Regions from separate parts of the Homo sapiens genome. Here region 1 is linked to region 2. The links are chromatin contacts, found by Hi-C or POLR2A ChIA-PET in ENCODE. All regions are on one chromosome and are shown on one strand. The core of a region is the stretch at or near the end of the contact, and the rest is flanking DNA. Distances in the headings are between cores, read along the strand shown.

The links. Hi-C counts contacts between places; a loop is a spot of excess contacts on that map. ChIA-PET counts read pairs that join two places held with the same protein, here RNA polymerase II (POLR2A). Pooled maps may share reads with other maps.
Region 1: a loop to region 2 is called in a map of mammary epithelial cell, with 2.7 times the contacts of the local background. The contact joins the enhancer-like site here to the promoter of NCBP2 in region 2. A Hi-C loop is called at or near these places in 2 of 168 maps with a recorded cell type or tissue (PC-9 and mammary epithelial cell) and 12 of 50 pooled maps. POLR2A ChIA-PET finds 5 or more read pairs at or near these places in 3 of 52 experiments (K562, activated CD4-positive, alpha-beta memory T cell and activated T-cell).

The regions. Positions count from the first base shown.
Region 1 is chr3:196,683,742-196,686,441 of GRCh38, reverse strand. No RefSeq gene overlaps it. Among named protein-coding and RNA genes, the nearest start is that of CEP19, 27 kb to the left of the region's middle. Within about 2 kb of position 1,406, at least 6 of the 41 ENCODE cell types and tissues checked have a DNase peak (open chromatin) inside an H3K27ac peak, as active enhancers do.
Region 2 is chr3:196,941,182-196,943,881 of GRCh38, reverse strand. NCBP2 (nuclear cap binding protein subunit 2) reads left to right here and starts at 1,354. Exons shown (of 4, transcript NM_007362.5): 1 at 1,354-1,456. The coding sequence starts at 1,379. NCBP2AS2 (NCBP2 antisense 2 (head to head)) reads right to left here and starts at 1,208. Exons shown (of 1, transcript NM_001355243.2): 1 at 339-1,208. The coding sequence starts at 1,165. The coding sequence ends at 866. It overlaps NCBP2-AS1 (NCBP2 antisense RNA 1), which reads right to left. Exons shown (of 3, transcript NR_046630.1): 3 at 1,348-1,489. RefSeq lists enhancers at 751-910, 675-1,348, 1,131-1,430, 1,481-1,620, 1,651-1,890 and 1 more.

The DNA of each region.
Region 1 (2,700 bases), core at 157-2,656, 260 kb after region 2:
ACAGGCTGGGGGAATGGCCCCAGTGCTGACACCAAGCAGCTAGGAAACAGGGCAGAAGTTTTGATTGTGGCATCTATATGCCAGGACTTTGCTCCCACCACTTCTCCCATGCTGCCCCCATTTCTAGAATCTTCCTCCTATTTCTTTCCCTTCATTCTTTGCTTTCCTCTCCCACTCTAGCTCCAAACTCGCATTTGCAGTTGTATAAAGGGGGGAAATACATGAATTTTTAGAAATAAAATTTGTCTTACCAATGGGATTGGAATTGTAATCCCATTCTCTTAAACTCATTTTAAACCCCTACTAAATCTTTGAACCTTTTCTACTTTATCACATGGTTAGAATGGGTGAAGTTCCATTACTCAATTCTTTCATCACTTAATTAAATCCAATTAATCTATTGACTGCTTTGCTCAATCTTTTTTTTTTTTTTTTCCAGACAGAGTCTTGATCTGTCGTCCAGGCTGGAGTGCAGTGGCACAATCTCGGCTCACTGCAACCTCTGCCTCCCGGGTTCAAGCGATTCTCCTGCCTCAGCCTCCCGAGTAGCTGGGATTACAGGCATGTGCCACCACACCCGGCTAAATTTTTTGTACTTTTAATAGAGATGGGTTTCACCATGTTGGCCAGGCTGGTTTCTAACTCCTGACCTCAGGTGATCCGCCTGCCTCGGCCTCCCAAAGTGCTGGGATTACAGGCCTGAGCCACCGCGCCTGGCCAATCTGTTTAATCTTGAATTCTCTTCATATTCTTTCTATGACTAGTGCTACAGCGGTGCTGGATGTTTAAGTGATCTTCAGCTGAATTCCGCATCTCCCATGGCTTTGACTCTGTAGTCACCTCCCCTAAAAGTCATGCTGATGACCTGAAGACATGGACACGCTCCACAATCCATGCGATATAGAGGAGAAGGAAAATAAGAATGAAAACAAATACTAAACACTATCATTCCTCTAGGGTAGGGGTGTCCAATCTTTTTTCTCCCCACATTAAAAGAAGAATTGTCTTGGGCCATACATTAAAAAATACACTAACACTAATGATAGCTGATGAACTAAAAAAAAAAAAAGTCACAAAAAAAAGCTTATCAATTTGTGTTGGGCTGCATTCAAAGCCACCTGGGCCACATGCAGCCCGCGGGCAGCAGGTGGGACAAGCTTGCTCTAGGGTAAGTGGATGACTCCTGGAACTTCCTGCAATGTGTGGTTGGACCACTGATAGTCGTGGGCGGGAGAAAGCACTGAGGAGGCAAGACAATGAGCGATTCGAACGCGGCTGTGCATGACAAGGAAGACACTGCGTGGTTTTTGTTTTACACTTTGCACATTTTATTTTTAGCCTCGCCACTGCCCACATGGTTCTAAAAATTACCACCAGGGGGCAGAAGGGTGCCAATGTCCATTGTCTCTGCTACGTTTGGGTTTTCCTTTCCGAATTTCCTCACAGAAGAATTTCTGATCCTATTATACAGATTAAGAAACCAAGGAGCAGAGTGAAGTAAGTGGTAGGCAATCCAGCATTTTGTGAGTGGCAGTGGCAGGAGTTAAACACTGGTTTGGGTAAATACAAGGACTAGGCACTTTCAGAGCTCACCTGAGTTTAAAAACATTTTACAATCCTCTTTGATTAAATGCAATACATTAAGAAAACTTCAAACAGGCCAGGCGCGGTGGCTCACGCCTGTGATCACAACACTTTGGAAGGCCGAGGCAGGCGGATCACCTGAGGTCAGGAGTTCGAGACCAACCTGGCCACCGTGGTGAAACCCCATCTCTACTAAAAATACAAAAATACGGGCATTGTGGTGAACACCTGTAATCCCAGCCACTCAGGAGGCTGAGGCAGGAGAATCGCTTGAACCCGGGAGATGGAGGTTGCAGTGAGCCGAGATCGCACCACTGCACTCCAGCCTGGGTGACAGAGCAAGACTCCGTCTCAAACAAAAACAAAACACTTCAAACAATGTTACTGTAACTCCTTCTATTTTCCTGTTTTGTGTTTCACTTATCACCAGTTTTTGTCACTCATAGTCTTTTCAGCTCTGTGTCCATTGTAAAAGAGGGGGACTTGCCCCTTTCGACTAATATCGACTTTATGTCCCTCCATTAAGAAAACCTTGGCCAGGCGCGGTGGCTCAAGCCTGTAATCCCAGCACTTTGGGAGGCCGAGACGGGTGGATCATGAGGTCAGGAGATCGAGACCAGCCTGGCCAACATGGTGAAACCCCATCTCTACTGAAAATACAAAAAATTAGCCGGGTGTGGTGGCGGGTGCCTGTAGTCCCAGCTACTGGGGAGGCTGAGGCAGGAGAATCACTTGAACCCGGGAGGCGGAGTGTTGCAGGAAGTCACCAGCTGAAGCCATGACAGAAGAACGTGGATTGTGAAGATTTTATGGACATTTATTAGTTCCCCAAATTAATACTTTTGTAATTTCTTATGCCTATCTTTACTGCAATCTCTAAACATAAATTGTGAAGATTTCATGGACACTTATCACTTCCCCAATCAATACCCTTGTGATTTCCTATGCCTGTCTTTACTTTAATCTCTTAATCCTGTCAGCTGAGGAGGATGTATGTCACCTCAGGACCCTGTAATAATTGCATTAACTGCACAAATTGTACAGCATGTGTGTTTGAGCAATATGAAATGTGGGCACCTTGAAAAAAGAACAGGATAACAGCAATTGTTCAGGGAA
Region 2 (2,700 bases), core at 105-2,604:
TGGTGGGGGGTTGGGGAAGGAAGGGGTTGAGTATCAGGGTAAATGCTGCAGAGCTGTGTTAAGGACTTAGGCCCTGGAGTCAAATGCCTCTGCTCACATCCCACTCTGCAAGACTTTGGGCAACTTAAGCAGCAGCCTCTGTTTCCATCGCAGTGGCTCTTGCCTATAATCCCAGCACTTTGGGAGGCTGAGGCGGGAGGATCACTTGCGCCCAAGAGTTCGAGACCACCCCATCTCTACAAAAAAATCCAAAAAGTAATCTGCTTCCTCATGTGAATGTCGTTGTAAGGAGTGAGATAACACATAGAGTGCAATGAGCAAGTCCCAGCACAGAAGACTCATTTCATAAAATACGTGTTTATTATTACCATAGGCCTACAGTCCCCGGTATTCTTAACACATCTTGCCTGAGAAGTATCACACTCATGCCTATCAACCAGCTCACACATTTAATCAAAGGAATTTGGCAGCTGTAGGGTTGTCTTTTCATCCATATCGTCCCTGGAATTAACTGTCCTGCTATACCAGTCAGATTGAGCAGCATCTGTCAAGAGTTTCAGTCCCACTTGCAGAGGAAAGGCTCTCTGGCTTCGGTCCGTGGCTCTCCGTAGGTGCCGTGTCTGGACCCAGCCTACCTTCATCTCTGTTAGGCTTAGGGCTGTCTCCACACTGTGTCTTGTCCAATCACAAGACTTCAACGGAGCGGGCGGTCTGGCCTAGGCTCTTATGCGTGGGATGTCTGCAGGCCAACAATCCCAGTCGGGATTCGAAGCCGCGCGCAGTGCCCGGAATGACCCCTCCACATTGATGCCACTGTAGAGCCCGGAAGGAAAAGCAAGCGGCCTCGGCCCCGCACAGCCCAGGATTAAATGTTTGCGCCAGGGCCCCTCTGGCTACCTGGTGGTGGCCCCGAGCGGCCTCGGAGGCCGCGGCGTAGCTCCTGGGTGAAGGCGTCTCTAAATCGCTCAGCGCGGCGGCACAGGGAGCCCACGGGCCCAGCCGCGAGGTCCTGCAGGCGGCGGGCCGCGTCCTGGCCCCGCAGCTGGGCCTGCAGCAGTGCGAAGGCCGTGAGCTGCGCCGCACGTCGGATAGGCCGCGACTCTGACAGACGTTCCACCAGCTGCGGGCTGTGCAGCAGGGCGGCCAGCAGCCGCCGCAGCACCATCTTCTCCAAGCGCCCGGAACCCGACCTCGCCGCCCTCGTCTTCCGCCCCGCGGCGCCCGACCCGGACGTCTATGCCCCCGCGCAGCTTGATGACGACACGCCGCCCTCGGATTGGGTCCAATGAGATGCTCGCCTCCGCGCGTTTCCGCTTCCGCCATCGCGGACGCAGCCTCGTGCCGGGAGTCGCCGCATTGTGGTCCGCTTCTCTGCACTATGTCGGGTGGCCTCCTGAAGGCGCTGCGCAGCGACTCCTACGTGGAGCTGAGCCAGTACCGGGACCAGCACTTCCGGGTGAGGGAGGCCGGGCCGCGAGACGGGAAGGCCCTGGGCAAGAACGCTGAGAAACGGTTTGCTCTTGTCTCATTGTGTCGCCTCCCATTCAGCTGAAATCCGCAAACGCCAAGTGGGGCCCCGGTGCCTGCTGGCGAGGCAGGGAATGGGTGCTGGAAGGGCGCTTGGATATCACTGAAGCCACTTGCTCTGGAAGACGGGGAACTGGAGGCTCGCTTATCCCATTCGCTCGCAGCCGCTCCCTGTACCCCAGCCAGTGCCGAGAGGTTTGAGCGGTGGTGGTGGTGGCGGCTCCCGTTTCCACGGTTGTGCCTCCGCAGACGACTACGTAGCAAGGGGGAGGGGTGCCCTTCTCTCTCCCAGAGTAGGCAGAGGCGCCTTCCTGATGCAGATGCGGGGCTTTTTGCTTTGTTTTTTAAATCGGCGAAGCAGTGCCCTTCGGCGATTCGGGCCCCTTCTCTGGGAGGATGGTGTTACGGAAGCTGTACGCGGTGCGTGGGAGACACAAGTGGAGTCCTCACTCCGCCCTCGGGGAAGCTTCGGAGTGGGGAGGTGGACCCGCCAAGCTCGGCACTTTGAGGGTGTTCGGATGTAAAGATCGGAGAATTGCTGGATTTCAGAAGAGGGAAATTTTTAGTCCGGACTATATCACAGTATATTTTGTGGAAAAAGGGGAGGCAGCAGATATTCAAAGTAGACTTTTCAGTATCAGCGGAGGTAGGGATGGAATACGGTTGGGGGTTGGCGGGGCGGGACTCATTAACCCAATTATTTAGTAAACGTTTATCGAGTGCTGTCGCCAAATCCTTGTGCTAAACCCTAGAGGGAGAGGGAAGACAGTTTCTGCGCTCTGCGAGCTCATAATCCCCTGTAGTGAGGATTCAGAAAAGGGAAAAATCCCCTTGTGACTGGGAAAGGAAGGGGCGCATATAGCAGAGGGTAAGTGTGGAGAATGTGTGAAATGTGTTACTAGAGTAGGGAAAGGGAAATTTTGTTTGACGCTAAATTAGGGAAGCTCTTAGATTTATTTAGTCAAGGCTGGGAACGGTGGCTCACGCCTGTAATCCCAGCACTTTGGGAGGCTGAGGCGGGTGGATCACGAGGTTAGGAGTTCAAGACTAGCCTGGCCAAGATGGTGAAACCCCGTCTTACTAAAAATACAAAAATTAGGCGGGCGTGGTGGCAGGCGCTTGTAATCCCAGCTATTCGGGAGGCTGAGGCAGGAGAATCGCTTGAACCGGGGA